Regions from separate parts of the Mus musculus genome. Here region 2 is linked to region 1. A link is a loop called in an ENCODE intact Hi-C map of the cell type or tissue named here. Cell type or tissue: left cerebral cortex. All regions are shown on one strand.

Region 1 (5,000 bases):
TTGAGTGGATCACCTGGCTGGTGTTATATACTGTGGTCACTTGGGTCCTAGACAGAAGAATAATTTGAAATAGGTGACTCTACCTTGGCTGTCCATCCCCCCCCCCCTCCCCCCCCGCCATGTCTTCGTGTCCCACTCCATCTACATGTGCCTGGCTGGGCTGACCTGTGCCTCTCCTTGCCAGTCTCTGAGGAACAGTGCTTGTATCAGATCTACATTGATGAGCTGTACGGAGGCCTGCAGAGACCCAGCGAGGATGAGAAGAAGAAGTGAGTCAAGGGTCTGGTCTGATGGGGTGGGGACTAGCCTTTCCATCCCATCAGGTCAGTAAGCACTCAATGGGTGCGGCCTCTGTATATGTGGAGAGGAAGCGGCAGCCACAGTTCTGCCCAAGCTTGTTGCTTCTAACTTGCAGAAGGGGGTGGGGGGGTGAGTCCTGTGGGGAAGGCTGAGGAAAGGCAGCCCCTTGGATTCAGCCTTAAGTCAGGAGCTTCGAGGACCATGAGTGATAGGGAGTCATGCACTTCTGGTGCCAGCACGCAGTGAGCTTGCAGCCCACAGCACTGCAGGCCTGGAGGCATCAGTGTTAAAGCTAGCCTGGCTGGGTGTTGTTGTCAGATCCCTGCTCACATCTGGGAGCAACCACTTACAGGATCTGCTTGTTGATACTCAGCCTTGGCTCCAGGATAAGGGTGCTGGGATGAGGCAAGATATATTGACAGTTGAAGTCCGCAGTGGCCTCTCAATGTGGCCCCTGAAAGCAGAGCTGAGGTACACTTTGTTCAAGATGACTCTGGGATCTGCACTCATGGGACTTAAGGCAGGCAGGCTTGTATCCTGACAGGTGAACAAGGAGGACTTCTTGGAAGAGGAGGCCCTGTACCAGGACAGGAATGGGAAGGACCAGGCCATAGTGGGGTGGGCTAGAGTGGACCAGCTTAGGTGGATATGTGTAACCACTGTGGGGCTCACCTGTGGCCCTGCTCCTGCCGGGTACCCCCTGGCTCATGGCTCTCTTCCCAGGCTGGCAGAGAAGAAGGCTTCCATCGGCTACACCTATGAAGATAGTACTGTGGCCGAGGTAGAGAAGGTGGCTGAGAAGCCAGAGGAGGAAGAGTCACCAGCAGAGGAGGAGAGCAACTCGGATGAAGATGAGGTCATCCCCGACATCGGTGGGGTTCCCTCTCTGCCCTCCCCACCTGCAGTCCCCGGGCATCGGTTCTGTGTCTCGTCCCTCACCCTGTGGGGTACCCGTGCTTACAAGGCCTCCCCCACCCTACCCCAGCTCCAGGGCCTCAGTCTCCTGTTACTTCCAGCCTTCCCTGTCCCTTGTCTTGCCTGTCCCCTATCCCATGTGCTCTCCCTCCCCATTTCTGGGCACTGTTCTAGAAGATTCTTCCACCTAGGAGCTAGCCCTTCCTCTTCTACGTAGGCTGGCCTTGCTTTGCTCTGGGAAAGCAACTTTCCCCATTCCTAGAGCTGCCCCCCATCCTTCAGCTTCTATCGCTCATACCCCATGGTTACCTCCTTCTCCTGTGGATGTGCCTGGCCAGAAGACTGTCACTGCCCCGTCTCTATCCTACTCTTCCTGGTGCACATGCAGACTTAGCCCCAGCCAGAGCCAAAGTTCATGTGTGTCCTTCCTGCCCTTCCTCTGTGTGCCGCTCTCTGCCCACCCCACCTCCATCTATTTCCACCTCCCATCTTGTCTTTCGTGCACTCCATCCACAGACTCGTCCACCCACCCTACTGGTCCCCTGCTGTGCTGTGTGCTGTGCTGGCCAAGCCTCAGCTTGGTCCTCAGAGCTGTGCTAGCACAGCAACATTCTCCCTGAAGGTGCTCTATCTGGCAGACTTGCCCCGACTTGGGGTGCTCCTCCCCCCTCTCCTGGGGCTTGGGTCCCTGACAGCCTTTTTCTTGTGCAGACGTGGAGGTGGATGTGGATGAGCTGAACCAGGAGCAGGTGGCTGATCTCAATAAGCAGGCCACAACCTACGGCATGGCTGATGGAGACTTTGTCAGGTGAGAGTGCTGGCTGGCATGCCAGATTTTGGCTATGCCCTGGCTTCTGTATCACATGCCTGCTACCAGCATCTGTTCTCAGCCTGTGAGCTATGAATTTGTAGCCCCACTTTCTGCAGAAACAGATCTTGTCCTACAGCGTGACCTGGAAGCTACTAGTTCTTTGGGGACAGCACCCTCTAGTGGTCATCCCTATGCATGTTCATATGACAGTGAGCAAGCCTCTGCCACTGCCTGTACTTGGTCATGCCACACCAAGCACTCTCTTTACATCAGTGGCACCGACAGACCAGAAACCATTTTTGTGTGGCACTGGGGATGAATCCCCAGGTCCCTGCCCTGGCCTATTAGAACCCTCTAGCTCAGAGGTTCTTCCTGACCCCGTGACCCTTTAATACAGTTCATCATGTTGTAGTGACCCCAAGCATAACAGTATTTTCACTGCTGCTTCCTAACTAATCTTTGTGGTGCTCTGATGTAATGTAAATGTTTTGGAGATAGAGATTTGCCAAAGGTGACAGGACCACAGGCTGAGGGCCGCTGCTCCAGTGCTTTTGCCCTTAAAGGATTAAAGGTGCTTGTTGCTGCCCCCACTACTCAGCCCAAAGCAGAGAGCCTGGAGCTGTGCTGATGGCTGGCCAGCCCCAGCCATCCTCCTGCCTCTGCCTTTCACAGTTACAGGCATGGAGTAGCCACACACAGTTTTTAAAGTGTTCTTGTGGGGTTCTCCTTTCTGTTTTGTTCTGAGTTTTATGTGTATGGGTGTTGTGCCTATATATAGTTTTGTGCATCATGTGCAGGCCAGCAGAGGGCGCTGGATCCCCTAGAGCTGAAGTTAAAGGCAGTTGTGAGCTATCAGATGTGGGCGATTAGAAATGAACTCAAGTTCTCTGGAAGAACAGTAGGTGTTCTTGACCTCTGAGCCATCTCTCCAGCCCCGAGTGCCAACTGTGAGGGTGCCTCACAACCAGTTCCAGGGCATTCACCAGGCACACATGTGACAGACACATGCACAGGCAGAGCACACAGAAATCAGGTCTAAAACCAGCTCTTTTAGGTGCTCAATAAAATCTATTAAACACAGAAGGGAAATTAAGTGTAATAGCGCATACCTATGATTCTGCAGTCTTGAGGCTGAGGCAAGGTTATGAGTTCAAAGCTAGGCCCAACAGAACAAGACCCCATCAAAGGGAAGAACAGAAAAGGAAAGGGTAGGGTAATGCCTGCCTGCACATCCCGTGGCTACAAGGATTTCACCGTGAGTTAAAGACCAGCTAGCCTACAGCAGAGCCCTGGTTCAGGGAGAAAGGAATCATGGAGTAACATCAGGTCCCTGCTGTCTTTGCTGCCTTTACCAGGGCTCTGCCCACTCTGTGACCTATGCCCTTCATGCCCATCCTAACTTCCTCTGCAGGATGCTACGGAAAGATAAGGAGGAGGCAGAGGCCATCAAACATGCCAAAGCCCTGGAGGAGGAGAAAGCCATGTACTCGGTGAGGTCTGGTAGGGCTCGGGGGTAAAAGTGGATCCAGTGAGGGCACACCTCACCGTCCTGGTGCTTCCTCCCCATCCAGGGCCGTCGTTCCCGGCGACAGCGAAGAGAGTTCCGGGAGAAGCGGCTGAGAGGCCGCAAGATCAGCCCTCCCAGGTAGGATATCTCCTCTGCACAGCCAGGGGCTGGAGAGTGGAGCCCAGCCTTGGCAGTGGGGCGACAGTTACAGAGCTAGGAGTAGCTGGAGGCATGGGAATGCTTCCCGGGCCACCTGCCCCCCACCTCTCAGTCAACCTGCTGGGCCCAACACAGCCCACCTGCACTGGTCAGTGTCATCTCTACAGGGTCTAGATAAGAGGCTCCTTTCTTCTGGCTAGTTTCCTCCATTGTAAAGTGGAGAGAGGCTACTTCCCACAATGAAGTCTTGAGAGGATTGGGAGAGCAGTTGCATATGAGTAGAGAAGAATCTGGGCCTGGGAGCCCTGGGCAAATGTCTGAGGAAGGTTTGGGTGTGACAGTGTAAGGTTAGCAGCAGGCCACAGGCCCCTCCACACAGGGCACTGCCACCAGAGGACGTTACTTACCCTCACAGGGACCGCTCCTCCCCTATGAAGAGTGTGAATCCTCAGACTCAGATACTGCACTGAGTTAGTTGGACATACTGTTGTTTTCTCGCCAGCACTGATGTCACCATGCTGGGTACTGGTCACCATGGCTTCCAGTGTAGCACTGGCAGCACCAGGGCTGTAATAAGGAGACCAATGTGGGATCCCCACAATGACATGGGGTGTACAATCTGCAGCACTGGGGCTCAGAGTGGAATAGTTGACACTAGCCAGCCTGGTCTCAGCTCTCCTGCCCTTCCCTGTTCTCTCCATAGTTATGCCCGCCGAGACAGCCCCACCTATGACCCCTATAAGCGGTAAGTGTCAGTGCTCTGGAAGAAGTCACTCCTGTTTGGGTCACTCCTGTTACAGATGGCATCCTGTGGTCTATGGATAGGGGTTGGGTCTATATCAGTTTTGTTTTTCCAAATTTTTTTTTTAATTTAGAATCTCTTTAGGACATAAAGGGGCATAGAGATTGGGTGTGTTTAACACACGACTCCCAGAATTAGTGAGAAACTCCCCTCACTCTCTGCTAAGGCCAGGGAGTGGGGCCTTTTGTGTTGGCCTGCTTTTCCCTAAAGGGAGTCCCACTAGGCTCAGTGTTTCATGGGCTGGAATTAGCTGAGGACCTCCTCTCCAGGTTAAGCAGGAAGACCTCACTGTGTTTTGCTACCGTTCTAGGGCTGAAACCCAAGGTCTCTTGCATCGGCAAAGCCTTCTTTGCACTACACCGTCTTTCATTTTACTAGCACAGAAAGCCAGCTACTTTTGTTTTGTTTTGTTGTTGTTTATTGAGACATGGACTCTTGGTACTCTCTATGTAGACTAGGCTGGCCTCTACCCCTACTACCCCCTGCCCATTTTCTTTTGTGAAAAA
Region 2 (5,000 bases), 39 kb before region 1:
AACCTAGTATTTGAACACAGGATATTTGATTCAGGACCTTCCAATTACAACTCTCTTGAGAGAGATTGCTTGTCTTTTCATTCAGGGTCTTGCTATAAGTAGTCCAGACTGGCCTAGAACTCGTGGTGATTTCCTGCCTCAGACTTTCAAGTGTTTTAAGTTACTCGTGTGAGCTGTCATACCTGGCTCTCAGTTTTGCTTTTGAATTCACAGTCGTGTCTCAGATCCAGGCAATCAACACAGGTCCTCCAACATGCTAGGCAGGTGCTCTACCACTAAGCCACACCACCAGCCCAATTTTCCCCCTCTTCTCCCCCTTCTTTTTTGTTTTATTTTGTTGGTTTGCGTTGAGACAAGGGCCTGCTATGCAGTGGAACTCACTACTTGTCAGTGGATCTCCTGCCTCTGTCTGTCCAGAATGGGCATATTGTGGCTACAATATCTTTCTGTGTGCTGCTGAGAACACAGCCTAGAATCTCATACATGCTAGACAAGCATTCTATCACAAGCCACATCCTCAGCACTACAGTTGGAAAACCTCAAGGAAAGCAGTGATTGGTGTGTGTGTGTGTGTGACTGGCAAGCTTATTCTATGGGAGATGTCCACTCCTGGGCTTGCTTATGACACTGGAACATTTCCCTCTGGTACAAAGTGAAAAAGAATATGATTCAGTGTGAAAGTTACATGATATTCCCATTTCTATATTTATCAAATTATGTTCTAATAGAACATAGCCACATCCCTGTTTCTGGTCCTTGGCTGTTTATGTAAGATGGCACATTTGAAAATTAAGACCATTTGGTTCTCAAAGCCTGAGCCTAATGTCTTTCATTGCAAGAAAAGGTTTGCTCTAAGCTGGACGTGATGGTAGGTGCCTGGGATCCCCAGGACTCAGGCTGAAGCAGATGGATTATCATGAATTCAATGTCAACCAGAGCTACATAGCAAAACCAAAACAATGCTCTTTGCTTTGGTGTGCAACAGTAGATACCGGTGCCACATCATTCACTGCTGCAGTTTTCTGCCTCTGGAGCAAGAAGTGGGCCTGGTTTTAGTAATGCTGTACCCTAGTTTTCATTACAGGCTGCAGCATATGGCAAGTGCTTAATTATGCGTAGGTTGCTTGAATCATTGATCACACATGCTATGATAGAAGGGGAATGGAACATACAAGTTTCTATAGGTTTCTATAGGTTATAGGTGCCATATATCACCAACGGGCTGGGACTGTAGCTCAGTATTCATGAAGCCCTGGGTTCAACACTCAGTGCTGCATAGACTAGGTGGTGGTTCATGCCTGTCGTCCCAGCACTGTGGAGGGACGAATCTGAAGGATCCATGGGGGCAAAAGGATCTGCAGTTCAAGGTCATCGGTCTGGGCAAGATGAGACCCTATGTAAATTTTACTTCAAACAAATTATCAATGGCTGCTAACTTCCCACTCCTGGCTTCATTTGCCAGCCTGAAAGATAGCAGGTTCAAGCCCTCGTAGGGGAAATGGAATGCCCATTTCTCAGCTTGTTCTGTGGGTAGGGCGCAAGTGGACCCGGACGGACCTCAGTGGTCTTGGCCAAGGCAATGGGCAGCGACTCGCACCCGGACCCTGCGAAGTGCCAAGCCTTCGCTTCCCGGCCGACCCCGCCCCCGCAGTCACGTGAGCAGCGGGGGTTTTCCCATTCCCTTTGACGTGACGTCACGGAGGGGTACGAGCCAATGGGTGCGCAGGCCGGCGGCGCCGGGGAATTCCGCCGCCCCGCCCCCGCCCGCCGCCCGCTCGGCCCGGCGCCCCCCGCAGCCCCGGGCGCCGTGCGTCCAGCCCGGCCTTCGGCCCTAGCCTTGCACCGCTTGCCCGGCCGGTGATCGTCCCAGCCGACCGGGCTGTCCGACTGCCCGGCTTGCCCTCGTGTGCGCTCGCCCTGAGCTGGCCTTCGGGCTGTCGGTCCCTACGGGCCGGGCCATGCCGAGTCGCCGCGCTGCCAGAGAGTCCGCGCCCGAGCTAGGGGCCTTGGGTAAGCAGAGTGGAACCTCTGGGGCGGGGCTCGGGCTCGGGGAGTTCGGGGCGCTCGGAGTCATCTGCGGGTTTCCGCAGGATTCGCGCTTCGGTGCGGAGAGTACAAGGGTGGCGGGGACACTGCGCGAGGGATAAGGCAGAAGGTAGAGGATGGTGAAGGGTCTTGCCGGGGAGATACAGGCTAGGCGTCCCGCTAAGGAGTGAGAAGGGGGCGGGGCCTGAGCCTGAGGCAAAGAAGGGGGCGGGCCGGGCGGCGGTCGAGAGGAGGGGCGGGGCATAACTCTGAAGGGGAGGAGCCATACACACAGGGGCGGGGCAAACTCAGAGGAGGCTTCTGGTTTACAGAGTGGGTGAGGCTGCTCTTAGGAGTAAGGGGCGGAGCCTAATTCGAGGAAGTGGCTTTATTCTCTCCAAACAAGGGGGACCCTTCTCCCGCAAGGCTTAGGCCTTTAGAGGCAAAGAAAGAGGCGGGGCCCAGCTTCAAGATTTAAGGAGGAGCGGTGCCTGACCTCGAGGAGGAGGATCCAGGACTGTGCTTGACAGGAAATAGGGGCGGGGTCAGGCTCCAAGAGCAAGAAGAGGTGTGTGGCTCAGTGAGTGGGCGGGACTTACCCTTGGGTTGGGGTGGGGGAAAGTGGGGCGTAGTGGCAGGTCTAGGGAAAGGGCAGGGCCTGTTTAGAAAACGAAGGGCGGGGCCTGACGATGGGATTGAAAAGGGGCGGGGCCTGCAGCGAGATGGGGGAGAGGAAAGTTCTCCAGTGACGAAGTATTGGGGCTCGGATTTCGCCCTGAGGGAAGAACGGAGACGGGGGTTTTCCTGAGGCATCAGGAGTCCTCCAAGTCCCACCTTAATGGGGAAAGTAGCGGATATTGAGTGATGATTGGCGGAGTCAAAGGCAGAAACGAAAAGCCAGAACTTTTTTCAAGAGTTAGAGAAGAGCCGGTTGTGGTGGCGCACTTGGGAGGCAGAGGCAGGCGGATTTCTGAGTTCGAGGCCAGCCTGGTCTACAAAGTGAGTTCCAGGACAGCTCAGGGCTATACAGAAAAACACTGTCTCGAAAAACCAAGAAAAAAAAAAAGGAGTTAGAGAAGGCTGGCCTGCACCTGAGCTCGGTAAGGAGGAGGGACTTTATTCAAGGGACCAAGCCAGAGAGAGGAGCAGGCTCATCAGAGTCTCTGGTCCTGCATTGTTTGTTAATCCAGGTCTCCATCTCACAGGTTCCAGTGACCTCTCTTCCCTGTCACTAACGGTCTCCAGGACCACAGGTGAGCAACCCCCACAGCCCCTGCCCACCTGCTTGTAGGAAATGGGATTGGAGGAGCCCCCGTGGAGAGGGAATGAGTGTACCCACTTTGCAAGCTTTGTCTGTTGGTACTCTGTCTGTACTCCACCCCCACATTTCTCTGGCAATAGCCAGGTAGTCCTGGCTCACTATAAAAGGGGCTGATGCATCCCCTCCATCTTGCTCCCTTGCTCCCCTCTCTCCCCATTCCCTTTCCCCTTCTCTCCACGTGGTCATGGCTGGCCTCTACTTCTCTACTTCTCTCTGCCTTTCTCTGCTTCTACTACTCTCTTTTTTGTTTGTTTTGTTTTTCGAGACAGGGTTTCTCTGTGTAGCCCTGGCTGTCCTGGAACTCACTTTGTAGACCAGGCTGGCCTCAAACTCAGAAATCCGCCTGCCTCTGTCTCCCAAGTGCTGGGGTTAAAGGCGAGCGCCACCACGCCCGGCTTCTACTACTCTCTTAACTCCCCTCCCCATGCCCTAAATAAACTCTGTTCTATACTATACCGACCTTCAACCTTCGAGTGGCTGGTCCCTCAGGGAAGGGATGCCTTGGCATGGGCCCACGGAGGCACCCCCTTCCCCCATACCTCACCACACACCTTAAAACATATATTAGTACCCCTTTTTCATTTTATAATCACAGCGTTGTCTCTCCCTGTTTTATTCCTTACGTGCCCATATTGTCAAGACTGTTAGAAGCTTGTATAGTTCTATTTGCTGACCCCCTAAGTAAAGGCTCTTTTAGATGTTCTCCATCATCCATTATTTTGGGCCTTGGAACTGAATTTCAGACATGATGTTACCACCCCCTCACGTGATTTCCCTAAAACTACCTCAGTTTTATTCATCTGTTTCATACCCATTTGTTCCTTTTTGGAGATAGAGAAAGTTAAATGAGTTGATGCTTACAAATTCATAGCCTTCCAGTTCATAGTAGCTGTTAGTGGCATAGTCATGATAATAAGAGTAATAATAGCAGTTAGTTAGACTATCATAGTTCTCAGACCATGTCCATTTAAATTATCTAGACCCTTGGTGAAGCAGGGAGAGGGAGCAGGCAGTGATGGTCTATTCCTTTATACTCAGGCAGATCTCTGTGAGGCCAGCCTGGTCTACATAGTGAGGCAGGCAGATCTCAGTGAGGTCAGCCAGGGCTACATAGTGAGTTCCAGGACAGCCAGGTCTACAGGAAGAGACCCTGCCTCAACAACAACAACTATTGCCAGTAAAAGCAGTACATGCCTATACTGTTCTGTAATGTTCCCAGCACAGGGGAAGCTGAAGCAGGGGGATGGGCACAAATTTGAGGCTGATAGTGGGACCTTGTATTAAAACACAAAACAAAGACAGACAACCCACAAACAAGATGGATAGAAGATGTAGCTCGGTTGAGAGTTTACCTAGCATGTGCAAGGCCCTGTGTTGGACCCAGCATTCTATAAAATGGGGCCTATTGGTTCCCACCTGTGATTCCAGTGCCTAGGGGGTGAGAACTGGAAGATAGGGAGTTCAAGGCCATCCTCAGCTACTTGTCTTGTTCAAGGCCTCTCTGAGGGTCTTAGTTGTTTTTCTATTGCTGGGACAAACCACCACGACCAAGACAAAGGATTTATTGAGACTTACAGTTTTGGAGGGTGAGCCTATGACCGTGTTAGTAGGGAGACTAGCTTGAGGCAGGCAGGCATAGGCTGCAGTACTATCT

What was found. Hi-C counts contacts between places; a loop is a spot of excess contacts. Peaks named below come from ENCODE experiments on the same cell type or tissue, not always from the same donor. Only the 100,000 strongest peaks of a DNase experiment are listed, where the experiment ranks them.
Region 2: a loop joins it to region 1, with 2.4 times the contacts of the local background. A loop is called at or near these places in 4 of 42 quality-filtered maps.

What each region holds. Positions count from the first base shown.
Region 1 is chr7:19,587,262-19,592,261 of GRCm38, reverse strand. Clasrp (CLK4-associating serine/arginine rich protein) reads left to right here. Exons shown (of 21, transcript NM_016680.5): 6 at 185-269; 7 at 1,024-1,172; 8 at 1,927-2,023; 9 at 3,438-3,516; 10 at 3,598-3,671; 11 at 4,396-4,437. Among named protein-coding and RNA genes, the nearest start is that of Zfp296, 12 kb to the right of the region's middle. In left cerebral cortex, CTCF peaks have their summits at 2,213 (motif pointing left) and 2,833 (motif pointing right); DNase peaks (open chromatin) are centred at 2,177 and 2,839; H3K27ac peaks cover 980 bases.
Region 2 is chr7:19,626,201-19,631,200 of GRCm38, reverse strand. It overlaps Relb (avian reticuloendotheliosis viral (v-rel) oncogene related B), which reads left to right and starts at 1,763. Exons shown (of 12, transcript NM_009046.2): 1 at 1,763-2,010; 2 at 3,231-3,278. The coding sequence starts at 1,959. In left cerebral cortex, no CTCF peak of the experiment used is centred here; DNase peaks (open chromatin) are centred at 1,048, 1,665, 2,023, 2,449 and 1 more place; H3K4me3 peaks cover 1,652 bases; H3K27ac peaks cover 1,405 bases.